3 separate regions of the Homo sapiens genome follow, and all the other regions are linked to region 2. A link is a loop called in an ENCODE intact Hi-C map of the cell type or tissue named here. Cell type or tissue: IMR-90. All regions are shown on one strand. Each heading gives the region's core, and the rest is flanking DNA. Links, peaks and the distances in the headings are about the cores only.

Region 1 (10,690 bases), core at 1,535-9,534, 320 kb after region 2:
CCAACATCAAAAATGGTGGCAGTTGGCACAAACCTTTCCCCCATGAATACTAGCTTTGGAAGAAATGTAGGTATGGGAAGTTAAAAATATATATAATTATTCTGAAAGGTCTGGGCATGTAACCTTTTTTTTTTTTTTTTTTTTTTTGAGACAAGGTGTGACTGTCACTCAGGCTGAAATGAAATGCAGTGGTGCTATCTCGGCTCACTGCAGCCTCAACCTCCTGGGCTCAAGCACAATCCTCCTACCTCGGCCTCCTGACTAGCTAGGACTACAGGTGTGCACCACCATGCCCAGCTAATTTGTGTTTATTTTTTGTAGAGGTGAGGTCTCACTATGTTGCCCAGGCTAGTCTCAAACTCCTGAACTCAAGGGATCTACCCCCCTCAGCTTCCCAAATTTCTGAGAAAGTGTAACCAAGGCCTCCCCTCAGAAGTCTCCCTGGAGAAGCTTCAGTTGGAGTGAGGTGGTTGGGGGTGGAGATGGGGGCAGAGTTTCTTATCTCGAGTCTGCTATAAATTCTCCCATTTAAAAGTAAAATTTGCCTGAACTCTGAGGCTGCATGTAAGACACTTAGACTATCATTACATTAATGAATCTGAGTATTTCCTTTGAGTGCACACATTAGAACTACTACAGCCAGCCCTCATTTCTCACTGCTGGGGAACGGGGGTGGTCAGATCCTGCCACCTGTGGAGAGGGGCTCAGAACCTGAGGACCACGGGTGGCCAGGGAGGAGCTCCTAGACGGCCTTCACCTCTGTAACCAGCCTTCGGTTTCCTGGGGGAAATATCACTACACATAATTAGCTCCATTGCTTCCCTTTCTTCCCATTTCCCCACCATGATTCTGTGGGCTGGGTTTTCCCTCACGTAGTAGGTTTGAGGGTGCTCTTAACTCTATTCCAAGCCTCCTTGCCAAAAAGCAGGCTCTGATCCTTTTCACAGTTTGTTTCTTCAGTTCCAACCAGAGACTCAAAAAGTGTGAACCCGGCCCCACTGCAAACATTACCCGCCCACACTATCTGTCACCAAGACCCAGTGTCCGTTGTTCCATTTGAATAGGTGGCTCTCAGCTTTGGCTGTCAGCTTGAAGTCACCCGGAGCCTTTTAAAACTCCCAATGCCCCAGCTGCCCAGACCATCAGAATCTCTGCAGAGGCGACCCAGCCAGCCATATTTATTTTAAACTTCCAAGGTGCTTCTGCTGTGAAAACTACTAGTTTAGATCAAAATCTGGATTTTAATATAAAAACACACCTGCGAGAAGTAACACCTTTGCCTAACCAAGACCACTGACACCTAACCAAGCATGCATTCTCAACCTGATTTGGCTGGCAGAGGACCATGGAACATGTACTTCTAGCCTGGTGCTATCCCGTAGAAATACGAAGCAAGCCACATAATAGGTAATTTTACATTTACTAGTGGCCACATTTTTAAAAATCAAGAAGAAATATGTAGAATCAATTTTAGTAATTTTATTTAGCTCATGATATCTCAAATATATTTCAACAACCAATCAATTAAAAATATTAAAGAGGCATTTTACATTTTTTTATTTTTTATATTGTCTTCAAAGTCTTGTGTGCATTTTGCACCTACAGCACATCTCATTTCACACTGGCCATGTCTTAAATAACCAATAGCCACATGTGGCTGGTGGCTACCATATTGGAGAGTGCAGTTCTAGCATATCAACTAGGGATGATCTTAAAAGTTAAAAAAAAAAAAACGGTATGTGTATATAAAATAAAACACATTCACAGGTTACATCTACAAAGGAACAGACACATGCATCCTGTCAAACGTATGTACCTATTACTAGCCAAGGATGAAAATAGCATCTTGCCTCTTCAGGCACTGCTGTAAGGCAAACATAAATTGATCCATGCAAAGTGCTTAGAACATCCAGGCACCACACCACAAGCACTGTTAAATGTTACTTATTATGATTATTAGATAATCGACTGCTTTGGCATTTCACCCCTACTGCTTATTTCTGCTTACCCATTCATGCTATTATCTGCTGGCAAGTTTCTTGTGAAACAGAAGAAAGGCAGTAATGGGTATCAAAGGTTTAAGAAAAATGTACTGGGGCGGGTTGCTCAATGTAGGAAGATCAAACATAAAGTGAATACTAGTCATTAATTTTATTTTATTTATTTATTTATTTTTGAGACGGAGTCTCACTCTGTCGCCCAGGCTGGAGTGCAGTGGCACGATCTCGGCTCACTGCAAGCTCCGCCTCCCAGGTTCATGCCATTCTCCTGCCTCAGCCTCCTGAGTAGCTGGGACTGCAGGTGCCCGCCACCATGCCCGGCTAATTTTTTATATTTTTAGTAGAGATGGTGTTTCACCGTGTTAGCCAGGATGGTCTCGATCTCCTGACCTCGTGATCCACCCGCCTTGGCCTCCCAAAGTGCTGGGATTACAGGCGTGAGCCACCGCACCTGGCCTAACTTTATTGTTGTTACTGCTGACGGTGGTGATGGCGGTGATGGTGGTGTGTGCGTGTGAGTTGGGAGTAGCTCATTTTCCCCAGTATTCAATGCTGGTCAAGAGCATCATCAGGGCCCATAGCCAGGGGTGACTTTCGCCAAGAAGGGAGAAGGGAGCAAGGGAGGTTGCAAAGACGTCTTGCTAGCTTCCCAGTCACGGGCAGATCGAAATCCTAAGAGGAACCATCTCTGCCTGCACAAGAGTCTAAAATAGTATTTCCCAAAAAGGAATTATTATTTAAGTAAAAGCATAATTATAGTCAGTGATTATTTTAACCACTTTCCTCCACCTTTTTCCCCTTTTACTTTATTATATTCACGAATTTATATGTCCATTTATATCATTTAACAGGACTATTGTTTAAAACTTGGTGCTTTACCAAGAAGAATACAGAGGTTGACGTGATTAATTCTTTTTATTTCTGATGTGCGTGCTTCCGATTTCTCACCACTTCTACAAATTATGAGAGAATGCATTTATTTACCAGATTGCAGTTTCCGTCCATTTTATCTTTCTCACTCCCATTTTTCTCTGCAGCCTATTGATGTACGATCATATGCAGAAAAGACTTATGCATCTATTATCTACTGAAAGAAAAACTACAGAAAACAATAAAATGCTAGAGACTCTTTAACCAATCAGAAAAAAATACGTAAGTGAAGCAGCTACGACATCACAAAGCTTCTATTTTTCGCTAGCACATGAAAATATGAGACCTGACAAATTGCAAACTCTCATTGAACAGATAGTTTAGGGTTTTGCCTTGAAAACCATAGTCCACGGATCAAGCATCACATCTTTTGGGAGTTTGTGAGAATCTCAGACCCCTGGCAGACCTGCTGGATCAGAATCTGCATTTTAACAAGATTCACGAGCACATTAGAGTTGGCTTGAGAAGCATTAGTTCAAGGTATATTTGGGGCCTTGGCATTTGTGCAGCTGATACAAATACACAAATGTAGGAGGTGTGCTGCTCTTAGAACCCTGCAGGAAAGGAGAAGAAAATAGCTCATAATTGTTTTGCTAAGAGTAAGGCATAACTTCATTTAAAATCACCTACATTATGGACAAAAGGCTTAACAAACAAATGTCAGGAACCAAGTTTTTACCTCATTATATATATTCAATTATGTTCTTCTTGCTTTGACAGGGAAAAGGGGCTTGAAGGGCGTGGGGAAAAGATTCTGAAAATTAGGTGGGATTGCTGAAGTCAAACTTAATGATTTTGCTGAGTTTGCTGGAGAGTGGCTTCTCTCACCTCCAACATCTGTATGAGGGCAAACAGGAGCAGCGGAGGGGGATCTCTCTGTCCGGGCCAGCTGCTTGCACATGCATGTGTGTGCACGCACGGATGTCGTCATGTAGTCTGCACAATTAGTCACATTGTCTGCATGTGACATGGGAAGTTTATAAGCTTTTTTATTTTCTTAAAGAACAGCTGGTCCGGCCACAGTGGCTCACGCCTGTAATCCCAGCACTTTGGGAGGCCGAGGTGGGCAGATCACCTGAGGTCGGGAGTTTGAGACCAGCCTGACCAACATGGAGAAACCCCATCTCTACTAGAAATACAAAATTAGCCAGGTGTGGTGGCGCACGCCTGTAATCCCAGCTACTCAGGAGGCTGAGGCAGGAGAATGGCTTGAACCCAGGAAGGGAAGGTTGTGATGAGCCGAGACTGTGTCGTTGCACTCCAGCCTGGGCAACAAGAGTGAAACTCTGTCTCAAAAAAAAGAAGAAGAAGAACAGCCAACTTCCTTTTAAAGGCATTTCATTCCCTGAGAATCTACTAATCATAAGACCCTTTTACTCACCAACTTCGAAAAACAAAGATGTGTTTAATAAAACCTCTTCGGTGAGCAAGGAGTGGATGATTTAAAACATCGCTGGAAAAAGCTCCTGTGGAATCCCCAGCAGACAATTTCAAAGGGAAAGTATGGTGAATTTCGCAGAACTCTTTCATTTCTCCAGGTAACCATTGTGGACAATCCTGAGCCCTCATTTGTTTTTCCAGATGACACTGGTTTACTCACATGATTTTGCCTTATGTTTTTCAAGGGGAAGGAGGATTTTAAAAGAATAAACACAATACATGGTTTTCAAAATCAAATATTGGAAGACTTGCAATGGAAGGCAGCAGCCCCTGAGCCTCCTCCCAATCCCATTTCTGTTATCTCCTCCCCTAAACTACGTCTCCAGCTGTGTATTCATTATTTATCTCCATACTTCTAAAAAGATGCTGATACTGCTGCTTATTGGTTTCTTTTTCTTTTCTTTCTTTCTTTTTTTTTTTTTTGGAGACAGAGTCTCACTCTGTCCCCCAGGCTGGAGTGCAGCGGCACGATCTCAGCTAACTGCAAACCACCTCCCAGGTTCAAGCAATTCTCCTGCCTCAGCCTCCTGAGTAGCTGGGATTACAGGCATGTGCCACCACACCCGGCTAATTTTTATATTTTTAGTAGAGAAGGGGTTTCACCATGTTGGCCAGGCTAGTCTTGAACTCCTGACCTGAAGTAATTCACCCACCTCTGCCTCCCAAAGTGCTGGGATTACAGGCGTGAGCTACCATGCCCGGCCTCTTTTTCAATATTAGACATTAATAATTGATTCCATATCATGGAAGGTGAGGATTGAACCTTCTTGTATGGTGGTCCTCTCCTTAGGGTGACCATGTAGCAGCCTGGTCATATGTCAATGCCTGTGGGGCTTTTCTCCTGGGTCAGGTGGTTTCCCCACAAGAAAATTCTCCAGTATCCTACGGGCGCCGGGTGCAAAGTGGGGTTAAATTTTGTTGCCAGCGTTCTAGGAGCTAAGCAGGCAAGGAGCCTGTGGGTTTTCAGCTTTCCGTCTGCCAGCTTTCACCTCCTCCCATTTCCAATGCAGTGTCTCAACGTCACTTTTCGCTGCCTGTGCTCTGACGGCTCAGGGACATGGCTTCTGGGTCTCTCCAGGAGTGAGGCGCTCATCTTCTCCCTTCACTCACACCTGCCAGAGCTCATTCCTGAGCCCGCTCAGACGCTGCATAGGGAATCGATTGCCTTGCTTCCTGCTGGCTTTTCCGCCTGACATTGGTTAACATCTAGCTTTCTCCTGTCTGCTGAGTTTTCAAGCCCGCAAAATTTTGTTACCAGTTCCCATTGGCTGCTGTCTCCTCTTCCATTCTTTTTGTTCCTATGGATGTATGCCCTTTTAAAAATTCCTTTTTAAATTTTCTTTAATTCTCATTTTAGTGAGGTATTGGTAGGGGAAAGATAGGTAATGCAGCCTGCCTTGTTTAATTGAAACCTGTAGTTTTAATAAGAAAAAAAATAAATAATAAAATAATAAAGAAAGAAACCTGTAGTTTTACATTTGAATGGTGAATGAACTTATACATCCTAGTTAGCAAAACTGAAAATAGATTATTACAATGATAGGCCAGAGTCAATGCATCTATCTTATCCAGTTATTATTTTATATAAAAAATTTCTTATATGAAGTCATCCAAACATCCAAGCTGTTTAATTGTAAAGTATGCTGCCTAGGATATATCAAAATATATATTTACTGTGCACTTTGTCCTTTCCATATAATCTGAAAGAAAAGAAACAGAGCAACAACAGATGAACCATCAAGCTGTTTGCTTGTTTTCAATGTGGAATTTTGCAATGATGGATGTGAATCTGGGTCAGCACTGTTTACAGAGAGCACATGGTGTTTTGTTTCAATGAGCAGGAAAATGTTTGCCATTAAATGTGGTAAAAGCTTGTAGTTTTTTCCAACTAAGCAGTAAAAGAAATTACTCTGTGTAGAATGATAAATAAAGAGTTCTATGAGTCATCTTTAATGTAGGGGAAAATGTGCAGCCGGGATAGAAACAGTGTTTTACTGCCGGCTAAAAATAAAATCAAATGCACTGAAACAGAAGTCAATAACAGCATGTCCTAGAAGCCCAAGTAACTGTGGGGTTTAACGTAGTTCATGCTTTTCAAATATACTTCTTAAAATGATGGTGACAAAAATGGAAAGACTATGCTGATCCTTCCTTCTTTCCTTCCTTCCTTCCTTCTGTCCCCTCCCCTCCCCTCCCACCATTATTTATCTCCATACTTCTAAAAATATGCTGATACTGCTGCTTATTGGTTTCTTTTCCTTTTTCTTTTCTTTTTTCTTTTTTTGAGACGGTGTCTCACTGTGTTGCCCAGGCTAGAGTGCAGTGGCACAATCTCAGCTTTCCTTCTCCCTTTCTCCCCTCCCCTCTCTTCCCTTCCCTTCCTTTCTTTTTTAAAAACACCATGCTGGAGTGCAGTGGTGCAATCATGGCTCACTGGAGCCTCAAACTCCTGGGTTCAAGGGATCCCCCTGGCCTTACCCTCCTAAGTAGCTGGGACTACAGACACATACCACCATGCCTGGCTATTTCTTCTTCTTTTCCTTCTCCTTCTCCTTCTTCTTCTTCTTCCTTTTTTTTTTTTTTTTTTTTGTTTTTGTTTTTTTGTAAAGATGGGGTCTCGCTTTGTTGCCCAGGCTGGTCTCCAACTCCTCAAGCAGTCCTCCCACCATAGCCTCCCAAAGTGCTGGTGATTCTTCTGTTTAAAGTCAGATTTATTAAGGTATAAGTTTGATAAAGTAAAATTGACTCATATTAGTACACATTTGATGTATTTTGACAGACTCATTTGGTCATGTAGCCACCACCATGATCAGTCCCAGCCTGGGCAAACATTGGTCTGTTTTCTTCTGTTCCTATAATTCTGCCCTTTCAGAATGTCATATAAATGGCTGGGCACATTCACTCATGCCTGTAATCCCAGCATTTTGGAAGACTGAGGTGGATGGATCACCTGAGGCCAGGAGTTTGAGACCAGCCTAGGCAATATGTCAAAACCCCATCTCTACTAAAAATATAAAAATTAGCCAGGTGTGGTGGTACACACCTATAGCCCCAGCTACTCGGGAGGCTGAGGCAGGAGAATCGCTTGAACCTGGGAGGTGGAGGTTGCAGTGAGCCGAGATGGTGCCACTTCACTCCAGCCTGGGCAACAGAGTGAGACCCTGTCTCAAAAAAAAAAAAAAAAAAAAAAAAAGAATGTCCATGTAAATGGAATCACAGGGTACACAGACTTTTGATTCCGGCTTAAATATTCATACAGATGTTTTGATAAAAACGTAACTTTTCGTTTCCCTGGGGTAAATGCCCAGGAATGCAATTGCTGGGTTAAGTGATAGTTGCATGTTTGCATGTTCAATTTGTAAAGAAACTACCAAACTGTTTTCCAGAGGGGCTGCACCATTTTATATTCCCATCAGCTATGTATGAGTGATTCTGTTTTGAAGTTTTTAGTACATTTCAGTGTTAAACTGCTGAAATTGTCAGATTCACTAGGTTTAAAACACATGCACTGTTAAAAATGTTTTATTTCTGAAAGTGTTATAATTATATTTCTAGAAATGTTATAATTAGACTCCAGCATAAATTAAGTCGCTGATACAAGGGGGAAAAAAACTCATGCTGGCCTTATTCTTCTCCCCCAGAAACTTTAAACACCAGAAAACAATGGAGTAATGATGTTTACAAAATCTTGGAGGAGAGAACATGGGATCCAGGAATATCCAGCCAATATTCCACTTGAGCATCCTAAGAGACAAGGGCGCTCTGTGAATAGAGCACCAGCACCATGAGCCCGAGGAAAAACAAAGCACAGCAAAGTCAAACAAACAAAAGCTCAGCAGAGAAACCCAGCCAACCCATACATGCATCAGAATGAAGAATGGAAAGGGAAAAGCTGTAAGAAGAAACAGGAATGACAATTACATCCACTCAATCATAGACTTAAAACCAAACAACTAGGTGATATATAGTTGAAAAACTGATGTGGCTTTATAGAGAATGGTGGCACACGCCTATAGTCCCAGCTACTCAGGAGCTGAGGCACGAGAATCGCTTGAACTTGGGAGGTGGAGGTTGCAGTGAGCTGAGATGGTGCCACTTCACTACAGCCTGGGCAACAGAGAGAGACCCTCTCTCAAAAAAAAAAAAAAAAAGAAAGAAAGAAAAAGAAAGAAAGAAAAAGACCAGTCACGGTGGCTCACGCCTGTAATCCCAGCACTCCGGGAGGCCAAGGCTGGTGGATCACAAGGTCAGGAGTTCAAGACCAGCTTGGCCAAGATGGTGAAACCCCGTCTCTACTAAAAATGCAAAAAAAGTAGCCAGGCATAGTGGCGGGCACCTGTAATCCCAGCTACTAAGGAGGCTGAGGCAGAGAATCGCTTGAACTCAGGAGGCGGAGGTTGCAGTGAGCTGGGATCACACCACTGCACTCCAGCCTGGGCGACAGAGCAAGACTCTGTCTCAAAAAAAAAAAAAGGCCTCGTGTGGTGGTGCACACCTATAGTTCCAGCTACTCAGGAGGCGGAGGCAGGAGAATCCCTTGAACCCAGGAGGCAGAGGTTCCACTGAGCTGAGATCTTGCCAGCGCTCCAGCCTGGGAGACAGAGCGAGACCCTGTCTCAAAAAAGCAAAAAAACAAAAAACAAAACAACACAAAAAAAGAGTAAATAGTGCCCTAAATTGAAATTTCTATTAAAAAATCTGATTTTGACCATTAATTATCCTCATTAGGAGATTGAAATTACATTTAATACATATATAAGATAATACTATACATATCTTAAACTTTACAGGAAACTTTTAGGAGCTTTTATTTTGTGCTGCTCAGCAATCTCTTTATTTTCATATTTATTTATTTATTTATTCTTTGTATTATTTTTTAATTTTTTGAGACAGAGTCTTGCTCTGTCACCCAGGCTAGAGTGCAGTGGTACAGTCTCGGCTCACTGCAACCTCTGCCTCCCGGGTTCAAGCGATTCTCCTGCCTCAGCCTGACAAGTAGCTGGGATTACAGGCGCCCGCCACCATGCCTGGCTAAATTTTTTTTGTATTTTTAGTAGAGATGGGATTTCACCATGTTGGCCAGGCTGGTCTCAAACTCCTGACCTTATGATCCACCCGCCTCGGCCTCCCAAAGCATTGGGATTACAGGTGTGAGCCACCGCGCCCAGCCTATTTATTTATTTATTTATTTATTGACATGGAGTCTCCCTCTGTCGCCCAGGCTGGAGTGCAGTGGTGCAATCTCAGCAAACTGCAACCTCTGCCTCCTGGGTTCAAGCGATTCTTCTGCCTCAGCCTTCCGAGTAGCTGAGATTACAGGTGCCCACCACCACGCCCGGCTAATTTTTGTATTTTTAGTAGAGATGGGGTTTCACCGTGTTGGCCAGGCTGGTCTCAAACTCCTGAACTCAGGTGAACCACCTGCCTCGGCCTCCCAAAGTGCTGGGATTACAGGCGTGACTCACCGCGCCTGGCACTCTTTCATTTTCATTTGATTTGTTTTTCTTCTGTTAAATTCAAGAAAAAAGTCAAGTACAGTAATACCTTATACTTCATAATCTATTAACATATATAATTAGAATCCCTTTTAAGTAAAAGTCTCTTTCTCACTCCCCTTAATCTACATAGAGAGATGACTGAAATTATCTGAGAGTTAACATGGTTTATTCCCAGGTGGCAAAATTTTCAATGATTTGTTGCTTTATTCTTTGTACATTTCCACAAGTCTTTGATTTCTTAATAATGTGCATATATCCTTTTTATTAAAAAGTCTTTAAGAATGTAAATAGCCCTAAAAGGTATTTTTAAAACCCATAAAACAAGTGTGTCAACATGTAGACTTTTCTGGTTGAAGCAAGACAATAAGAGGAAAGGGAGGCGGCTTCCAAAGCCCCACCCATCTCCTCTAAGCTGCTCATCGGGGACTATGAGCAAACATCACCCCTCCAGAGCCATTTGTGCTAAGGTCTATGATTGAGGGCTGTGCCTCTCCTAACTCTACATCTCCAGATTCTGATCCTTCAAAATGCAAGATACTTAATTTCATTATTTTTCTTAACAAACACTTATATGGCACTTAAAATGTGGCAAGCACTGTTATAACTGCTTTACAAATATTAACTCATGTAATCTTCATAATAATCCAATGAAGTAGGTGCTATGATTATGCACCTTTTACAGAAACTGAGGCAAAGAGAGGTGAAATACCTTTGTTGAGAATGTGAATACCCTCTTTGTAAACTACCAAGGATGACATTATCTTCTGGGTAACCTGTGTGCCACTTTTTCACTCAGCTATTTAATCAATATTTGCTAGGCAC
Region 2 (10,690 bases), core at 1,471-9,470:
TTGTTCCAGAAACTGTTTCACCCCACCCCACCCATTATCAGAGCAGGTGGTCCAAGCCCAAAGAATTCAGCCTATTTGCTGGACCTTCCAGAAGCTTCTGGCTGTTTCAGGGAAGAGTACACTAGTTTGATTCACATGGACTGTCAAGTGTGTGAGGCTCAGTATACATGTGCAGCAACCTCTTCGGGATGTTTGAATGTGCAGGATTATCTGAAGAAACGTTTGATTGACTTGAAAGCCCATTTAATGATAGGACATGGTGCCGAGTGTCAGAGTCCTGTGTTAATTTTGGATGCGCAGGGTCTTGCTGTGCTCCAGGGGAGCTCCTTTCTGTCCAGAGGACAGCAAGTAAAACTTGAACCAGAGATGCCCCTGTGCCCACTCAGGGCACCCAAGATCTCAGCCTCTTCAAGAACTTATCAGAAAATATTCATCCAGATTCCTATTCCCCCAGGTCCCTTACCTCCCACCCAAAGCTAAATCATTACTTGTTAGTACATTATCTTCATAGAAAAAATGTACACTCGTTCTTTATCCATTTTGCCACCATCAGATATATTTCTTGGCAACCTTTCCTATCAACCAAGACAAAAACATCTTAAGGATTAAATGGCAAAACACTCCTTTCCTCCCTTGTAAACCCTTCCATTCATTTTCTGTTGCTGCATAACAAAATGCCACATATTTTGCAGCTCAAAACAAGACCCTCTGATTAGCTTACAGTTCTGTAGGTCAGAAGTCCTGCTGGATTCTGTCTCACAGGCCGTAATGAAGGTGTAGCCAGGGCTACATTCCTTTGCAGAGGCTCTGGGAGAAATCATTACCAGGCACCGGTTCATTGCGGCTGTGCAGGTCCTTGATGGCTGTCAGCTGGGGATGTCCCACTGTTCCTAAAAGCCACAGAGCCCCTCCACCTTCACCTGGATGTGTGGAGCTCTTCCCGCCATCATTCCTAATCTCTCTGGCTCCCCTTTTGCTTTTGAGGACTCTTTGCAGCTAGATCAGGCACCTGCACAATCTCTCTACCTAAAGGTCAACTGTGCCATACAACACAGCAGAATCACGAGGCTGATAGCTCATCCCACTCACAGACCCTGAGAATCTTAGGGACCTGTGTCTAGAATTCCACTTACTCAACCCCTGTTTTCAGAGTCCGCCATTAGCTGGCCATAACCAAGCTCCAGTAATGCTTATTTCGCTAAAATCTTTCACTAATTAAACAGTCGAGCCAGTGGAAGTTCTGTAAGTGACCAAGTTCTATGTTAGCATCTTGGGAGCCCAGAATCCCCAAGTGCACCCCTCCAGGGGACAATGAAAGATGTGTGTGTGAGATGAGACCAAGTCTGGCCCAGTGCCTGGGCCTCGTTACTGATTGGGACCAAGCACCCCTTTCAGATCCCTGGTTCCGTATTTCTCTCCTGGATGAGAGCTAACTGTGGGGTTTCAAGGTCTTTGAAACTCGTGCTCGCCACCCTCTGTCTCACTGTGATTAGGTTGCAGATGATGGAGGCCTCAGACCTTCCAGCCACACCTTCTGGGCTCCTGTGTATGAGGAGACATGGCTGCAGGCATCTCACCCCCAACAGATGCTTCACCTGAGGCTCAGGAACCCCACATCCCCTCCTGTGTCCTTCCTGAAGCACAGACAGGAGAGAAGAGACGATACTCTGTGTGGTCGTACCATCCCGTGGGGTCTCCATGTCATTCAAGGGCTCCCAGCTGCCAAGATAGAAAGCAGAATTCCAAGTTCTTCTCTAGCAGCCCTTCTCACCAGGGCTTCCTTAATGAAATGCACGTTCTGATTCAGGAGGTCTAGGGTGAGGCCCGAGTCTGCATTGCTAATCAAGAACCGGCTGCCCCCCATCCTGTGACACTGACGCTGCTGGTCTGTGTGCCACACTTGGAGCACGGAGAGGCTAGAGACCTAGAGGCACTCAGCAATCTTCCCAGTTCTTCTAAGATGCGGGAAAGCCTGATTCAGAGCCCGGGTCTGCCTTTGAAAAGAGTGGGCTCCCCCAGTTACAACTGTCTCTTCCCCTCCACCAGCTGCTAAGGAATCCCAGGCCCAGAATTAGGAACTCCATTTTAAGGCAAGGGGACTGAATGTCCAGCCAGGCCCGCTTCCTGGGGCAGGCAGGCCTCTGCTTATGGGTGAGAAGCCTGTCGGGTGCTTCCGGCCAGCAGAGGGCATTGAGAAGCCAGGGAGTCAGTTCTGGGAGCCCCAGATGGGTTCCTATCAAGTCAAGTTCCTGTGGACTGAAAAAGATCCGTCCACATGATGAGGACATTTTTCTCTCTCATAGTCATTCTGCAAGGCATGAGTACCCTGTTTCTGGCACCCAGCCACAGTGCTTTCTTCTCTCAGGACTTGACTATAATGGGTATGATGATTACCAAGAAAGTAATTATTTAGGAGTATGTGAATACTGTTGTGAGTTCATATATGTACATATATGTACAGTGTGCAATTTAAGATTGATATAACATAGTGTTAACATGCACATGTATACTGTGTACACTTAATATATTGTATGCATGTATAATATATGTGCAGATATTAACATATTTATGTTTATATATGTATATACTATATTATAGGTTATATACACACAATATACACATATACATCTACACTTGGTATATGCACATACATACATATAAACGTGCAGCTATTGTTATCTCTTGGGTGAAGAAAGCCTTATTGTTGACAGACAGCAAAAGAAACCTTTTCATGTGTATGTAGGTAAACACATTTCCATGGGAAAGAAAAACTAGAAGGAAATACACCAAAATATAAGTAGGTTTTTCCAAAGCAAAATTATGTTTTTTCTGTATTTTTTACTTTAAAACAGTGTACATTTTTATTGCCGATATTATCGGAACAAATGTATATGTTTAGGTCTAGGTCTAAAATACTGTGCAATAACTTTTTCTCTCTTTGATAGAATTCAGCTTTCTTCAAAGCTGACTGAGGAACATAATTTAGAAACAAATCCTTTTGCTTGTTAAAGCCAAGTCCAACTCAAAGGGATACTATCATGCTTACGGGCCAGCTCCGGCCCCTGGCTTCAGCTCTCAGTTGCTGGCTGACTTTTGTGAAATCAGGTAATCACCAACACATCAGGTCCATGGTCAGGGAAGTTTTTTCTCTTAATTCATTGCTGTACCCCCAGGACCTGCAGCAGTGCCTGGCACAAAATGGCATAGAGGACATTCACAGATATTTATTAAATGAATGAATGAAGAATAAACCTATCCCCCTTGTTGCTCTATTTTGACCCAATGGTAATAGAGCAGAAGATGGAAAAATGTCCAGAAATGTTGTTGACTCAAAGAGGAAAGGAAACCTTTTTAAACCCTTTATTCAGAAATGGAAATTAAGGGCTGGGCGTGGTGGCTCATGCCTGTAATCCCAGAACTTTGGGATGCAAAGGGAGGATGCGGATCACCTGAGTTCAGGAGTTGGAGACCAGCCTGGCCAACATGGCAAAACCCCATCTCTACTAAAAATACAAAAGTTAGCCAGGCATGGTGGCACACGCCTGTAATCCTAGCTACTCAGGAGGCTGAGGCAGGAGAATCACTTGAACCTGGGAGGCAAAGGTTGCAGTGAGCTGAGATTGCACCACTGCACTCCAGCCTGGACAAAAGAGTGAGACTCTGTCTCAAAAAAAAAAAAAAAAAAAAAGGAAAATTAAGACCAGCTAAAATGTGGGTGATCTTTATTTGACTGCCTTTGTTCCTCAAAATCATTTTTAAAAAACACCTTTATATTTGTTATATTTGCTGCATTACATTTAAATATATGATTCAGATAATGCTCATTGAATTTCTGCTTTTAAGGTTCTGTTGTTACAAAGGGGCAATAACTTAAAGAAAGCATATATGTCATTGAAAATGATGTTTTCCAGATATAATGCCCTCCCAGTGTCCAGTCAGAAATTTTTAAAGCAGTTGATAAAAACTCAAAATTCACTGGCACTAACTTACACTTCTTACAACTTTGTCTAATCAATATCATTTTCCAAGCTCTTGCACTCGTAAATTCTGACTTCATTTTTTTCTTCCCTCTTTTTTTTTATTTTCTGAAGAATGTGAAAGAGCCAAGTTGGGATCATTTCTCTTCCTCTTCCTGTGTTTCTTCGTAATCTTTGATTGGGTGTGTATTTTAAACTAAACCGAGTTACTCTGTCCGTTTGAGGGCATCAGCCATATGGAAGGCCGTTGAGGGGATTCTAGGAGGTTCCACATGGGTAAATGCCTTATCAGCACATTGCGGGATTTAGGAATGTGCCAAATTCCAGGATGCATTTGGGATCCAAAGAGCTGGCCATATCCTGGATTCTGCAGCATCTGGAAGCCCCTCTCCAAACAACTCTCAGCCAGGCTTCTTGATTTACAAAGCAAGCACAGTCTCTATGTTCTCATCATTCACTTGACCATCTCCAAAGCTTAAATCTAACAAGACTCATAGCAGCTAATAGGAAAACACTTCTCTTTTCTTACTATTTTTTTTGTTTGTTTGCTTTACTCTGTACTTGTAAATTGGATAGCCTTAGATTCTCAAAACCAAGTAATTTTCTTTGGTCTGTCTGATTAGATTGTTCATAATAACATTATTACTACTACTGTTACTGATATTTACTGAAAATGCAATATAAGCCCTGCACTATCCCTGCCTTTCAATCAGGTGCTAAACAAGTGAGAAGACCCCTGTTCTCATAGACTTTATTCTAATTTGAGGGAGACTGAAAATAAATTAAGAAACAACCCTGATGGTTTAAGACAGGAAATATTCGCATGAAACAAATAAAAATATTTGCTATGAAACAAATAGAAAAGCTGGAGTGAGATGATGAGAGTTATATTTAGATTTATCTGAGGGCTCAGTGACATTCGAGCAGTGAAGTGGCCTGCGTGACAGGGCAGATTCTGCCATGAGAAGATCCAGGCAGAAGACCTGCGAGGGCAAAGTCCTTGAGGCAGGAAAAGGCTTGGAGTGTCTGAGGACAGAAAGTTAGCCAAGACCAGGGAGTATGTGAGCAGGGAGAGTGGCAGGTGCGGCAAAATCAGGCAGTGCCTTACAGACCATGGTGGGGAGACCTGATTTTACTCTAAGGGCAGTGGAGGCCAGTGGAAGGTTCTAGAACAATTTGGTTTTTGAGACTCTTTCCTCTGGCTACTGGTAGCAAACAGATGGAGGTAGGATAGGCATTGGAGCAGTAGTCCCCGTAGGAAGCCAGGTTGTCAGCCAGGCCTTGGTGAACCTGGCCCCAGCGGAGGCTGTGGGGATGATGAGATGGTGGGAATGTCCTGTCAGGTTGCCAGGGTTGGCTGTGGGGGATAAAAGAAAGGGAAAGATCAAGAATGACTCCCAGGATTTTGACAGGAACGACTTGTGAGCTCATGTTGTCCCAGCCCTCATCCTAATATCATCTCATTTAATTCTCCCAGCAACTCTGTGAGCTCGGTGCTGCTGTATACACATTTTCACAGATGAAGAAACTGAGGTGTAGAGAGTTTAATTAACTGAGTCTTTCAACTCATAAGCCACAGAGCAGGGACCGGAGCCCAGCACCATCTAATGAGAAACCCCTCTGCCTCCCATAGACACTGTGCCTCGGCCCTTTAAGAGAGGCCAGAGGGTGCCAGAAATAATGTTAGATACTTTTTCTATCTATGCAGTTTTAAGAAACTATTTGGAGATTGGTAGGATATATGAAACAAATACTGGATACTGGTCTAAAATTATAAAATACATTTTATTAAACATTTAATTACTGTTCAAATGTTATAATATAAAAATTCCTCCTTAACTCTGGTGGGAATATAAAATGGTTCAATCATTTTGGAAAACTGGCAGTTTCTTATAAAGTTAAATAAATACCCACCTTATGACTCAGCAATTTTCCTGGGTCTTCGTCCAAGAGAGATGAAACATGACCACAAAAAGACTTGTACAACAATGTTCATAGTCACCTGGCTTGTAATACCCTCAAACTGGCAACAAACAAATGCTCACCCACCGCCATATGGATAACAAATCGTAGCACATTCATAGGAGGGAATACTACACAGCAATTAAAAGGAATGGATCACGCAACATGAATGAATCTCAATCACATTATGTTGAAAAGAAGAAGGAAGGCACGAAAACATCCTATATGGTTTTATTTGAAGTTGGAGAACAGTAAAAACAATATCTATGGTGGTAGAGGGTGAGGGTTTGACTAGAAAGAGGCACAGCAAACTTTCTGGAAGGTAGAGGCACTGTGTATCTGGATTGCATTGAGGAATACATGGAAATATGTATGCATATTTATTTCTAGAGGTGAATTAGCAGTTAATCAGGTTAGTAATACAGGTCTAGGGAGAGCCTTCAAATCCTCTTTGAAGATTCCGGCGCGCTGACCGACGATGCTGAGAAATTCCACCAGGTGGCGCTGCGTCCGCTGACGCTTTATTATCGGGCGAAAACGTGGAAAACAGAAGCCCACTGGAGGTCTTCCTAGCTCCCCACCCCCATTTCGACCCCCTGCACCTACACACATTCCACCTCTTTTTTGACCTGAGTATCCTCCTCTCTTTTCCCACCTGGCCATCTGCCAAACCATCCCCCTAGCCTGGTATTACTAAGAAGTGATTCACCCTCTCATTTCGGAGACCTAATCAGCAGGTGGGCAGTGGGTAATTTTTTTTTTAATTCTGTTTGGTGTTGCATGTCAGGTTTCGTTGGTGATGGAAAGTCATTTGAATGTTTTAGAAAAAGAGCAATATAATAAGGTTTAATTCTGGGGAAAGCAGTACAGACACTTGGCAGAGCAAAGAAATAAAGCTAACTGGGGTTCTTTGTTATTTTTTTTTTATTTCTTTTTGGCCTTTTTCATTTTTCCAGCGGGTAAACTGGAAACAGTGAAATGGGCGTTCACCTGGCCGCTGAGTTTCGTCTTATACTTCACTGTACCCAACTGCAACAAGCCGCGCTGGGAGAAATGGTTCATGGTGACGTTTGCTTCCTCCACGCTGTGGATCGCAGCCTTCTCCTACATGATGGTGTGGATGGTGAGTGCAATCGGGACCCCATGGCACTGTTAAATCTCTTTAGAGAATAAAGAAGGGAATAAGAGTCAGGGTTTCAGCCGATAACTGTACTAGTCAGCTATTGCTACAATAAGCTGCACAACGAACCACTCCTAAACTTAGTAGTTTAGAATTGCAGGCATCGATTCTCCTGCTCACACGTCTTCATGTTGACTGTGGATTCATTAATCTTAGCTGGGACCTGCTATGCAGCTCTGCTTCAGGCTTCAGGGTGGTCATGTTTGATTCAGGCAGCAGGTGGGGTCCATGTCTACTCCACGTGTCTGCTCATTTTCTTTGTACCAGAGGCTAGCTACCTGGGGTATGCTCTTCTCACAGTGCATCATTAGAATGCAAGAGAGTACGTGGAAACACGAAATGCCTCCAGGATCTTCGCCTGGCCCTGACTTACCATCACGTCCACACACATTTTACTGGCCAAGCCCCACATCAATGGCATGGGGGAAGTGTACTCCACCTGCTCCAGTGGGAAGAACAGCCATGTCACAGGGCAAAGGACATGGAGGAAAGGCACAAAGAATTGGGAAATGATGATCAATCCCTATCGGCATCTTAGTTTCTTCAGCCAGACAATGAGGCATTGTATGAGGTGATCACTCAAGGGTCCCTTCTGAGGCTAAAATAATGACTCAGTGATTCACATTGGTTGATTGACATTGACTGATATTAGTTGATTGACATCGATTCAGTGGCTTTGACCTTAACAAAGCCATTTTAGGAAACCCAGCCTTCCAGAATGCATTACCCATTTATGGCTATACTTTTTAACTGGGGAGAAATTCCAAATCATTAGGATTGGACAGAAATTAAAAAGCATGGCAAAATGATGCAAATCCAAATTAATCTTGCCTTGAGTGTTGGATAGAAATGTAATATAAATTCTGGAGAATTAAACTCAAGAGCTAAAAAGAAGGTTATGAAAAAGATATTTTGGTAAGAACAAAAATACCCAGAAAAATTTTGCTACATGGGTTGCAAATTTGTAAACCTGACACAACTAATTCATAATCATCTCTTTCCTCAATATCACAAACATTTTTTTAAAACCCAAGTTTTATAGCCAGGGGTTTCTCCCTCATCCTGCATTCACTAATGTTTTCATCTGACATATGCACCAAGAGCCACCTCCTATCTGGATTTGGGGGACAGTGTTGGCTGTCCCTGACCTTAAGGTGCTACATGATTTTCTGTGCAGCCCCCTAACCAGCGGGCTAACTGACCTGACTCATCTGAGGTTCAACTTCCTTCTGTTTGCTTCCTTTTCCTCCAGTGGAGGTTCTAATAAGTCCCAATCAATGCCCAGGAGTAGGGAGAAAACTAGGAGAAGCCGGAGACCTGGTCCCAGCCACCTGAGCAGTCTGCTCCCCTGAACTCCAGACCCAGCCACAAACATGATCATGAAAATGATGAACCAGAGGCCAAGACTGGCTGAGCCAAACCAGGTTCCTACAGGGACTGAGCTGAGGGTTAAAAAGGAAAAACAAGGTTTGGCCAGGACGCTGGTAGCTCCATTTGATCCAGAGCGACAAAATAGAAACAGCGTGTGTTTCTGCAGCTCACTTTCCTCCCTGGAGACCGGAAGTCAGAAAGCCCTGTGGCCACCCCAGGTTAAATTCTGTTCAGTTCTGCTCAGTACTGAACAGAAATGAGCTGCATTCTCTGTCTGAAAGGAGGCAAGGCAAGCATCTCTATGGATTTCACTCACATCCCCCCAATCTTTGAACAGGGAAGGAGCGATTGTGGCCTTTGGAGTGAAGTCAGGGTTCCGGGTGTAGGTGTCTCTCAAGGGCTGGCCCAGGAGGAACTGTGAGAAGAATGTGCTCCTTACAACATGTGCTTTGCATTTCCTGTAATTTTATGGCAAGTGAGGGAGATCCAGTGGCATCCTAAAATGACCTGACAGTTTCAACTCTTGTGAGTTATCTTCTCCTTGGGCCCACATGCAGGGAATGTGTCTCTTTTTCCACTTACCTCTTTTTTTGCCACCAGCTCCCTCATCATCTGCCTCATCAACTGCTTTTGTTTTTTTAAGCATGCTTGCATTTGCTTTTTCTATATTTGCATAAATTTAAGCGGTACAAGTAAATTTGTTACATGGATATATTGTGTGATGGAAGTGACGAAGTCCTGACTTTAGTGTATCCATGACTGAAATAATGTTCATCGTACCCATTAAGTAATTTCTCGTCACCCACCCCACTTCATTCCGTGCTGAATTTAAACTGAGGTGGCCTCTGGCCTTCCTGTTTTTCAGTCTCCAGGGAGGAAATTGAGATGTAGAAACACAACATTTCTGCCCCCAATCCTTCCAAGACTCCATTGCCTATCATTCCACACCCCATGTCCAAGTGTACACATTACGTAGCACCCACTTATGAGTGAGAACATGTGGAGTTTGACTTTCTGTGTCTGAGCTGTTTCACTTAAGATGATGGTCCCCAGAAGCTATTATAGTGAAGAAGATGTTGACAAGGACAGCAAATTGCTACCAAGCTTCAAGGAATAGAGAAAAGGAAATGCTAGTTATGGCTTTCCCCTTTTTTTCCTTTTCTTTTTTTTTTTTTTTTTTGTGAGACAGGGTCTCACTGTGTTGCCGAGGCTGGAGTACAATGGCACTATCACAGCTCATCGCAGCCTGAACCTCCTGGGCTCAAGCCATCCTCCTGCCTCAGCCTCTCAAGGAGCTGGGACCACAGACATACACCACCATGCCCAGCTAATTTTTAAAATTTTTTGTGGAGACAAGGTCTCACTATGTTGCTCACGCTGGTCTAGAACTTTTGAACTTAAGCAATCCTCTCAACTTGGCCTCCCAGAGTGATAGGATTACAGGCCTGAGCCACCGTGCCCAACCTTAGAGTTATGCCTTTTCTAACAAGTATGGATACTGTCAAATCCAGCCCCTTTGCAGTTCTTCTAAATTCCCATTGTGCATCCTCCCTGACATGGACGCTCAAATTCCAAGCAAAGCATCCATCCATTCTGGATGCCTCAGGGCCACCCGTAGTTCAAATATTCTGTCCCAATATTGCCTTTTTCCCAGAAATTCTATTTTCTCTTCTCAAACCACCCGCCTCACCGGAAGAGAACAAGTGAAAAGGCCAATGTTTTGTTGGAAAGTTTGGGTCCTATTACAGCACCGTCCCCTGACCTGCAGCCCCGGTCGGCATCCACATAGTGTTTGTCACCCTCTGTATTGATACAGAGAGCAGACATTGCACCCCACAGAGATAGCCCAGACCATAGCCTGTTGTGAGTCTCCATCAGAAGAATCATGGGCAGGTGGGGCTTGAGGTGACCCTCAGCTGACCACCTCTTCCTGCTCCTTCTAGGTCACAATCATTGGTTACACCCTGGGGATTCCTGACGTCATCATGGGGATCACCTTCCTGGCTGCTGGGACCAGCGTGCCTGACTGCATGGCCAGCCTCATTGTGGCCAGACAAGGTGGGACTTCCAGTGGCAATGGGGAAGGAGGGAGGGAGGGAGGAGGAGAGGGAGGGAAGAAGGGAGGGAGGGAGGGAGGGAAGGAAGGCAGGAGGGAGAAGAGAAAGGGAGGGAGAAGAGAAGGAAAGAGGGAGGGAGGGAG
Region 3 (10,690 bases), core at 789-8,788, 210 kb after region 2:
CCCCTCAATGATGTATTTCTCCAGGCTTCCTTGTAGCTCTAAGTTTCATATTAGAAGGATACCAAGAAGGAAGATGTAGTTTTGAAGGACTATTGTGTCAATGTAAAATTTTCAAAAAGTTAAAATATGACTCTTGTACAATATAGAATGAACACCTGCCAAAGCTTTATCTCACCCATTTATGAGGAAACCAGTAAATAGTAAAACTGGTTCAAAAAATGCTTTGACAAATGATGTATTTGTAGTCAACTTAGAAAGGCAGTCTGTGATAAGTTTGCTGAGTTAAAATCCAAACTGGTAACATCCTACAAGGCAATAAAACTGTAACCTTTGGTGTTCTCCCTTTTTACAGAACAGAAATCTGCAGGCTGGTATATAACCTCACTGTGTCTGATCTCTTCATTAATACCACATAAGTCAAACACAGATACATTCCTCTAGACAATTAACTAATCCATAGATAAACTTGTTAAATCACGTGCCAGCATGGCAATGAAAGGACAAACTCAAATAAACAAAAAGGCCCTTTCATCTAGAAGTTTTAAAACCCTCTAATAAACAACTCTGGGGTGAAAGCAGAAATACAAACTGGAATTACAGAAAAAAATGATACAAAATGATAATCAAAACACTACCTATCAGAATCAATGTTATACATTTAAAGCAGCAATCAGAGGAAAATTCATAGCACTAAACACTTTTTATCAGAAAAAACACGCCCCACCTTTTTAATCTATTTCCAAGTCTGAGTGTTTCTTAATAATTACTGCTGAAATGGCTTATTCCCAGCCACTTCTATTATGCCTCTCCTTTCCTTGTTCCCAAATATCCCCAACCAAGGATTTTTGCCTTAAAAAATCAAATGTCTTCAATGAGGTTGAAGAACTATGTGACAGCTAGCTCTATGTTTATTGACTTAAATACTGGTAGAGGATTCCTGGGCTCTTTTTCATGGTGTAAAATCCTCACAGTGACGCTCTTGGTGTTGCTCTAATCCCTAAACTCAGATATGTACATATATATGTCCAGTGGTCCGAGGTGAATTGGATGGAGAATAATTTCCCAGCATAAAATCTTTCAAATGTCTTTATGGTGGCATGTAGAAAACCATTTCCACAACATAATCTGAAGCTGTACTATCTATTGCTGTGTAACTAATTACCCAAAATCTTAGTGACTTCAAACCGCAAACATTCATACCTCACATTTTCTGTGGGTCAGAGATCTAAACGCAGTTTAGCTGAGAGCCTCAAGCTCAAGGTCACTATGAGATTTGGGAGGAGTTGGTGGCCAGGGTCATAGTCTCATCTGAAGGCTTGACTGGTGAGGAATCCACTTACAAACTAACTTGGCAGGTCTCGGTCCATTGTCAAATGGTTCTCTTCACAGGGGTGGCCTTAGGACATGGCAGATGGCTTCCTCACATGGCAAATTAAACAGGAGAGAGCAAGAGAGATGGAAGTCACAGTCTTTTTATAACCTACTCTTGAATGGTACCCCATCACTTCTGCTATATTCTATTCGTTAGAAGCCAGTCAATAAGTCTAGCCTCAGGAGCAATTACTCAAAGGTGTGAATATCAGGCTGTGGCTTACACTGGGAACATCTTAGGGAGCGCAACATAGAAAAACAGCTCAGTCACAAACTCAACAACCTGCAGGGCCAAACAGAAATAAAATGAGTGAGTGGGCCTGGCATCAGACAGGTGGGATTGGTGGAGACTGTAACAAAACTGGAGCATACAAGTCCCTTCTAGAAGGAGAAACTGCTCTCTCAGTTCCAACCAATTCTTGTCATGCAAGAATGAATGTGGGTTTTTTGGTTTTTTCCAAGTGAGGGAGGCCAGAAATCTAGATTTTCATGTAAAATAATCCCAATTTAAAAACTATTCTGGCTGGGCATCATGGCTCATGCCTGTAATCCCAGCACTTTGGGAGGCTGAGGCTGGCAGATCACTTGAGGTCAGGAGTTCAAGACCAGCCTGGCCAACATGGTGAAACCCTGACTCTACAAAAAATACAAAAATTAGTCAGGCGTGGTGGTGCATGCCTATAGTCCCAGTTACTCAGGAGGCGAGGCAGGAGAATTGCTTGAACCCAGGAGGCAGAGGTTGCAGTGAGCTGAGATTGTGCCACTGCACTCCAGCCTGGGCAACAGAGTCTCAAAATAAAAAATAAAAAAATAAAAACCGTCCTAAAGTCAGGTACAGTGGCCCATACCTGTAATCCCAGCACTTTGGGAGGTCGAGGTGGGAGGATCACTTGAGCCCAGGAATTAGAGACCACCCTGGGCAACACAGGGAGACCCTGTCTCTACTACATTAAAAAAAAAGAAAAAACAAAAACAACAACAAAAATTAGGCTGGGTGTGGTGGCTCACGCCTGTAATCCCAGCACTTTGGGAGTCCAAGGTGGGCAGATGTCCTGAGGTCGGGAGTCCCAGACCAGCCTGATCAACATGGATAAACCTCGTCTCTACTAAAAATGCAAAATGAGCCAGGCGTGGTGGCGCATGCCTGTAATCCCAGCTACTTGGGAGGCTGAGGCAGGAGAATCGCTTGAACCCGGGAGGCGGAGGTTGCAGTGAGCCGAGATCACACCATTGCACTCTGGCCTGGGCAACAAGAGCTCTGTCTCAAAAAAAAAAAAAAAAAAAAAAAAAAAAGAAATGTACTTCTTGGATTCCACTCCAGACCCAGAGAATCAGAAACTGCAGGATAAGGCCCAGCTCTCTCCTGGTGATTCTGATGTTCACCCAGGTGGGAGAACCACTGCTCCAGACCCTGTATTTCAATGAGTGAACGGCACTATACAAAAAGCATAGAAACGTCTTCATTCTCAACCTAGCTTCATGTCCTTCTCTGGAAAATGGAATGATACCACCTTACCAGCTGGATTGTAACTGTCTGTTGGTCAGATACAGTATTTTGATGATTTCAGTCAATAACTCTGCAAGCCTTGGTGTTACTACTGGTGTCTTTTTCTGTCTGCTTTCCCCCACCCCCGTCCCCACATTTTATTTGCTTTCTCAAAAGCATCTGCACACAGATACATGGGTGGACATCCTCAGAGGCAGGGTGACTCAGCCGAACAGAACCCTGCAACATGCACTGGCAAAAGTGCCCCACCCAGCGTCGAACACCCGACCTTGTCATTTACCCACGGGTGCTAGCACAATCAGTGTGCTACGATTGAGGGGCGGCTCTTCCCCCTGCCAACTAAACCCTGGGGAAAATGAACACTCAAACTCCGTTGTTGGTATACACTGCCATTAGCCAAAGGAACAAATGATCAAATGGAAAAAACAGACATTTTGTTGTTTGACATTTAGGTAAAATCAACTATTTTGGTGCCACTCCCTAGGCACAGCCCAGCCTTCTTCCTTATTCAATTACTTTGTAATATTTATGTTTAATCTAATAAACAGGTCGAGTGCGGTGGCCCACACCTGTAATCCCAGCTCTTTGGGAGGCCAAGGCCAGCAGATCACTTGAGGTTAGGTGTTTGAGACCAGCCTGGCCAACATGGTGAAACCCCGTCTCTACTACAGACACAAAAATTAGCCGGGTGTGGTGCAGGCGCCTGTAATCTCAGCTACTCAGGAAGCTGAGGCAGGAGAATCACTCGAACCCGGGAGGCGGAGGTTGTGATGAGCCAAGATGGCACCACTGCACTTCAGCCTGGGCGACAGAACGAGACTCTGTCTCAAAAAAAAAAAAAAAAAAAAAAAAAAATTGAGCAAACACACTGTTCCAGGCATTGTTCTAAGCACTTTAAAACCATTAACTTATTTAATCCTCACAATATTATTATCCCCCTTTTGCAGTTAAGAAAACTGAGGCATGAAGAACTTGCCACACAGTTTGTGAAGTATGTGGTGGCTCCGTGGACACTGTATATAAACTTGGGAGGAATTTCATAGAGACAGGACCCAGCACTCATTGGACTCCTCCGACTCTCCTTGAGTCCTTGAGATGCTGACTCTGTGCCTCAGCCAGCTCAGAAATGAGACTCAGGCAGTCTCTCCTCCCACCACCTTCCATGGAGTGCTCCCTGGGCTGGATGCTAGTGAGCTGAGCCTCTCTGAACTTTCCCACTGCACCTGTCCCTCACCGCTGTCCTTTGCTGGCCACCCACCACTACCTCTTTCCGATGGCCATCTCTGAGTTTCCTATAGCAAAAGGTGGGGATGATTCTTCTCAAAGGCCACCAGGAGGACATCCTTCCTCAAAGTTAGGTTTATGAGCTTGTGCAGACAGAGAGAATGCCCACTGACAGAGGCATAGGAGGTTCTCAGTCCGAGGGAGCTGGGGGAGCTCATTACAGGGTTTCTGCTTGCGCTGGGTAATTCTAAGGAAGGTGGGGTTGCAGATCTAGCAAATAAAATATACAGGACACCAGTGAAACTTGAATTCCAGATATGGCATAAGTATATCCTATGCAATATTTAGCACATACTTATACTAAAAAACATTATTCATTATTTATCAAAAATTTAAATTTGGCCGGGCACGGTGGCTCACGCCTGTAATCCCAGCACTTTGGGAGGCCTAGGTGGGTGGATCACAATGTCAGGAGATTGAGACCATCCTGGCTAACGCGGTGAAACCCCGTCTCTACTAACAACACAACAAATTAGCCGGGCATGGTGGCGGGCCCCTGTAGTCCCAGCTACTCGGGAGGCTGAGGCAGGAGAATGGCATGAACTCAGGAGGCGGAGCGTGCCGTGAGCCGAGATTGTGCCACTGTACTCCAGCCTGGGCAACAGAGCGAGACTCTGTCTCAAAAAAATAAAATAAATAAAAATAAAATAAAATTTAAATTTAACTTAGCATCCTGTATTTTCTTGAGTAACTCTACAGGAGGGCTAAGATGTTGTCAGGAAGTGAGGGTAATTTGTTGCTAGGGGTAGCTTGATGGTCTTTATCTGGAAGGGGAGGAAATAAAGGGAGCTTGAGGGATCATCGGTGGAGGAGCAGCCAGCGCTCGTGTGTGTCGAAAGAGGGGGCCATTTCGTCGTTTTTGTGGTTTCAGCATCCTGGTTTCTGTTCTGTCATTTCAGACCTGTTCCCTAGTGGCCTTGAATAGTTGGTGTTTACATTGTGTCTGTGTTGTTTATGTTCTGTTGGGAGCGTGCCAGGGGTGTTTCTTCCTTTCTCATTCTACTTCCAGATTCTAGGCTTGTTTCAGGGTCTCAAAGACACAGGTCACTTGGGGTTCTGTTCCGGGACAGCTGGTTCCACCTTGACCACTGGTTCTCTGGAAATATTTTTGGTTGCCACCACTGGGATGGGGATGCTACTGGTCTCTAGTAGGCAGACGCCAGAGATGCTGCCAAACTTCCTCCAATGACCAGGACAGCCCCCACGACAAAGAATTATCTAGCCCCAAATTCTAACAATGCTGATGTTGAGAAATCCTGGTCTGCACTGTAAATTAGGAAATAAAATTTGTGTTTCTTGAGGTTTCTCCAACTATCTCTGAATCAGGCTTTCCAGAAGTAAAGGAAATGAAAGCAAGAAGACTGTGATCATGTATTTAGCACCCAGTGTCCTGCATGCTCCTTGAGGACAGAGAGAGTGTCTTACTGAATTTGTATTACCTGGGCTGAGCTCAGTACCTGGCCGGTAATTGCAGGTGTTCAATAAATATGCTGGATGGGCCGGGCGCCATGGCTCATGCCTGTAATCCCAGCACTTTGGGAGGCCGAGGCGGGTAGATCACTTGAGGTCAGGAGTTCAAGACCAGCCTGGTCTCTACTAAAAACACAAAAATTAGCCAGGTGTGGTGGCGCACGTCTGTAATCCCAGCCACTCGGGAGGCTGAGGCAGGAGAATTGCTTGAACCCAGCAGGTAGAGGTTGCAGTGAGCTGAGATCATGCCATTGCACTCCAGCCTGGGTGACAGAATGAGACTTCGTCTCAAAAAAAAAATATATATATATATATATATAAAATATATATATATATTTGCTGGATGAATAAAAAAATGTGTAGCACACATCTGTATGCGCTGCCTATATATGGTTCATTTATTCAGCCAGTATTGATTCCACACCTACAATGGTGAGGCCAGCCCTGGGCACCGGGTATGCGGTGCTGGGGGAAGCAAATCAGAATTGGAGAAACTTGAACTTGAAGGATGGGGATGAGGGGCAGGGCTACTCACATTGGGGTAGGGAAAGTCTTCCTGAAAAGGTGACTTTAAGCTGAACTGTGCAGGAGAGAAAGAGACGAAAGGAAGAGCATTCCCGGATAAGGAAGCCACATGTTTAAAGGCCTGGAGTGACATCTGAGGCTCTGAGGGAGAAAAAGGGTGGCAAGTATAATGAATGGCAGGCCGGAAGGGCAGGAGGGGCAGGATGCCAGTCATGCCAGCCAGGTGAACACTGGGATTCCATTCTTAGTGCTATCGGAAGCGGTGATGGGTATGAGGAGGGGAGTGCCACCTATGTGCCACCCTCATAAAGCTCACCCGGCATTAGCACTGTGTCTCCATCCATCAACCAAGAAAACCAAAGTGCAATTAAAATCTTCCCTGGAGTCACTCAAAGGAGGCCAGAGCCAGCCTCCCCATCAGCACAACTTGAAATCTTGACATTGAGTTGCTGTTCTTTCTCTACACTTGCTTCTTCAGGTGCCAAGCAGCTCTCTCAAATTGAGGTAGCCCTGCCCTTCCTCCCCATCCTTCAAGTTCAAGCTTCTCCAGTTCTGATTTGCTTCCTCTATCTCTCCCAAGCTCTTCCAGCCTGGTGGTCCTCTCTGGTTTACTCTGTCCCGTTCCCACTTTCTGGTCTTTATTGTACAGGTCCCCTTGACCTGGCTGGGGTCTTTAGTATCATGGTTTTCTTCTCTGCCCCGATTCAGAATCTGCTCAGCAAAAGCTGAGCCAGAACAGACTCAAAACTCACACCTTCCCCACTTGGAAGGTAAGACAGGGAGGAGGATTGCAGACTCCTGTCATGTGCATTTTTCAGGATTGTCTCATACTCTTTGAAATAACTCGTCTACCTGACATATGTGGAGTGGACAAGAGAGGGGCAGGAGAGGGAGTGAGAGAACCTCTGAGGACAAAGCAAACGATGACACTCAGGCCACATCCAGCTGGCATCTGTGCTTGAAAGTCAAGTTCTGGCTGGGCGAAGTGGCTCATACCTGTAATCCTAACTCTGTGGGAGGCTGAGATGGGAGGATGGCTTGAGGCCAGGAGTTCGAGACCAGCCTGGTCAACACAGTGAGACCCCATCTCTATTTATAAAGATAAATAAACTAAGAAAGTCAAGTTCTATTGGAGCTGGGCATGGTAGCGTGTGCCTGTAGTCCCAGGTGCTCCTGGAGGCTGAGGCAAGAGGATCACTTGAGCCCAGGAGTTCAAGGCTGCAGCCACTGCACTCCAGCCTGGACAACAGAGCAAAACTCCATCTCTAACAAAAAACAAATAAACAAACAACAAGTTCTATTGGAACCCAGCCATTCACTCACGTATTGTCTGTAACTGCTTCTGTACCATTAACTGCAGAGTTTGGTTGCTACAGGGACTGTATTGCCCCTATATAATAATTCCTAAAATATTCATTCTCTGGCCCTCTGTAGAGAAAGTTTGCTGACCACTGACTTAGGAACTAACTGCATCCTGTCACTGAATTCTCAAAGGTAGTCTTGAGTGTAGGTAGCAGTATCTCTATTTCACAAACAAACAAACAAACACATGCCAGGGCCATGAATCTATATAAACACCCCCAGAGAGTAAGTGGCAGAGCCAAGATTCACAGCCTGATCTCCCAGGGCAGGTTCCATTCTCTATCCTGAACTGCACTACTTGCCTCATACATACAGGTTGTCAGAAACAGCTGGAATAGTGGCTAGGCATGGTGAATTACACTTGTAATCCCAGCACTTTGGGAGGCTGAAGTGGGAGGATTGCACGAGTTTGGGAGTTTGAGACCAGCCTGGGCAATACAGCAAGACCTTGTCTATACTAAAAATAAAAAATTAGCCAGGCATGGTGGCATGCACCTGTAGCCCTAGCTACCCCGGAGGCTGAGATGGGAGGATTGCTTGAGCCCAGGAGGTTGAGGCTGTAGTGAGCTATAATCATGCCACTGCACTCCAGAGCCTGGGTGACAGAGTGAGACTCTGTCTCAAAAAGAAAAAAATAGCAGGAATGAATTCATCAGAGGTGTTAACCTTGGATGCTTACAGGGGCCAGGAAGATAATGTAGGCGAGTGAAGCCAACCCAGGCCAAAGTTGATAAATGGCAACTGACATTTGGCCTCAGTATTAGAGAACAAGAACCATAGGGAGTGGTGGGGTCTGCGGCCATCTGGAGAATAGATATCCCATCTAACAAGGCAGCATCACCATCGTGGTCCAGGGTTTCTAATTTTCAAGAAGCTGGAAACCTGAATTTTTTTGTTTAAGTCTCCTGACTTTTGCATGAAATATTATTATATTTAAATGTTGAAACTAGTTTAACTCTAAAAGACAAGACAAGCCCATGTGAAGCAAACTGGGCAGAGCATGGATGAGTGTCCTATAGGCCACTGGAGTATGACCTCTGATATGTGACATACACATTGGAGTGACTGCCACAGCCTTCCTCAATGTCTTAGACTGTTTTCTGCCGCTAAAACAGAATACCTGAGCCTGGCTAATTTATAAAGAACAGAGATTTATATGCTACAACTCTGGAGGCTGGGAAGTCCCAAGGTTGAGGGGACTGCATTTTGCGGGGGCCTTCTTGCTGCGTCATTCCATGGTGGAAGGTGGAAGGGCAGCAGAGAGTACATGTGCATGCAAGGGTAGGAGGGAGAGAGAGAGGAAGGGCAGGAGAGAGAAGGAAAAGGGGCTGAACTCATCCTTTTATCAGGAACCCACTCCTGTGATAACCAGCCCACTCCCAAAATAATGGCGTTAATCCATTCAAGATGGCAGACCCCTTTGACCTATTTACCTCCTAAAAGCCCCACCTCTCAACACTGTTGCATTGAAGATTAAGTTTCCAACATATGAACTTTGAGGACACAGCCCAATCATAGCCCTGGAGAGGGTTGGGTCTTGTGGAGGGGAGAGGCAGCTCTAGGGGAGGCAGCTGGGGGTTGCCCTGGCCTGTGTACCAGACAGAGCCCTGGCTCCCAGCCAAACCCTCAGCTGGACACTGGGTGCATTCTCATCCTTCACTTATCACCAGAGCGAGGAAGGAAGGAAGTTCCACCCATCACCAGAAGCTCTCCACTTATTACTTCAAGGAAGGAAATTCCAAGGAACCAAAGAAGATACAGAGATGCAGGAACACTGAGCTCAGGAAGGAAGAGGGTGGAGGTGGGTCTGGGAAAGCCCCAGGGTCTGAGATAAAGCTGGTGAGTTTGTCCTGGGTATAGCCACAGGGCCTTGCCCAGAGTCCACACACTCACCTTTTCAAACGTAGTAAAAGCCAATATTCCCTTTAATGCATCAAAGATATGTGTACCTCACCTGGGTAAATACTGGTGGAAAGGCCATGGGTTTGTAAGGGCTGCCAATCCCTGTTGCACCATTACCAGCTGCATGACATTAAGCAAACTCTCAGAGCCTCAGTTTCCTCATCTGTAAGGTGGGATTAATAAATCCCTGTCCTATGGTGCTAAGACGATGGAGGATTAAGTGAGACAATGGACAATGCCAGCCATCAAGAAGGCCCCTCCTTAAGGGGCAGCTGCTGTTGGCTGAAGCTGGTTAATGAAGTGTTATTTCTTCACCTTCCTCATGCCTGTAACATTGACCTCTGAGCCTTCACCACAGTCGGGAGAGCTTAGGTCCATGCTCCATCTGTCTGCAGGGCGATCACTTCCAAACCAAAAAAGACTCATCCAAGAGGCATTATGTTGTGTTATGGACATAGGAACTTCAGAGTTTGGACATCGGCCAGGCGCGGTGGCTCACACCTACAATCCCAGCACTTTGGGAGGCCGAGGTGGGCAGATCATGAGGTCAGGAGATCGAGACCATCCTGGCTAACATGGTGAAACCCCGTCTCTACTAAAAATACAAAAAATTAGCCGGACGTGGTGGCGGGCGCCTGCAGTCCCAGCTACTCGGGAGGCTGAGGCAGGAGAATGGCGTGAACCCGGGAGGCGGAGCGTGCATTGAGCTGAGATCGCACCACTGCACTCCGGCCTGGGCCACAGAGCGAGACTCCGTCTCAAAAAAAAAAAAAAAGAAAGAAAGAAAGAGTTTGGACATCAAGGGGGTGGGGAGATAATCCTCTGGTAAGTAAAATAATTCTGTGGAAACAATCTCTCATTCCCAGCATGCAGGTTAATGAAGATTGAGAAAAATTCAAGTAACCCCAAAACATCATCATTTATTTACTAAGACTTCGAGTTTCAAAGTTCAAAGCTTTTCAGAATCAAATTGAAGAGTCAGAAATTACTCACAGGCAGCAGAAGTTGGCGGCCCTCCTTCCATTCTGTTCAGAGATTTGTGGTCACTTGTGGAATATCCACTATTTGGAAAGAGCTGGGCTTAGGGGTGGGCAATGGAAAAAATACACGTGGAACACCACGCCTGTTGTTCAGTTTGTTTGTTTATCTTTGAGATGGAGTTTTGCTCCTGTTGCCCAGGCTGGAGTGCAATGGCCTGATCTCAGCTCACTGCAACCTCTGCCTCCCAGGTTCAAGTGATTCTCCTGCCTCAGCCTCCCAAGTAGCTGA

The links. A loop is a pair of places that touch in the nucleus more often than their neighbours do. Peaks named below come from ENCODE experiments on the same cell type or tissue, not always from the same donor. Only the 100,000 strongest peaks of a DNase experiment are listed, where the experiment ranks them.
Region 1: it touches region 2 in a loop (4-fold over the local background); 16 of 110 quality-filtered maps call a loop at or near these places.
Region 3: a loop joins it to region 2, with 5 times the contacts of the local background. A loop is called at or near these places in 6 of 110 quality-filtered maps.

The regions. Positions count from the first base shown.
Region 1 is chr20:20,004,578-20,015,267 of GRCh38, forward strand. No RefSeq gene overlaps it. Among named protein-coding and RNA genes, the nearest start is that of NAA20, 7.4 kb to the right of the region's middle. In IMR-90, for the core only: no CTCF peak of the experiment used is centred there; a DNase peak (open chromatin) is centred at 6,274; H3K27ac peaks cover 365 bases.
Region 2 is chr20:19,686,364-19,697,053 of GRCh38, forward strand. SLC24A3 (solute carrier family 24 member 3) reads left to right here. Exons shown (of 17, transcript NM_020689.4): 13 at 6,896-7,062; 14 at 10,434-10,548. Among named protein-coding and RNA genes, the nearest start is that of RIN2, 67 kb to the right of the region's middle. In IMR-90, for the core only: CTCF peaks have their summits at 2,182 (motif pointing right) and 6,432 (motif pointing right); DNase peaks (open chromatin) are centred at 2,268 and 5,938.
Region 3 is chr20:19,898,310-19,908,999 of GRCh38, forward strand. All of the region lies in intron 3 of RIN2 (Ras and Rab interactor 2), which reads left to right. Among named protein-coding and RNA genes, the nearest start is that of NAA20, 110 kb to the right of the region's middle. In IMR-90, for the core only: a CTCF peak has its summit at 4,998; a DNase peak (open chromatin) is centred at 5,032; H3K27ac peaks cover 580 bases.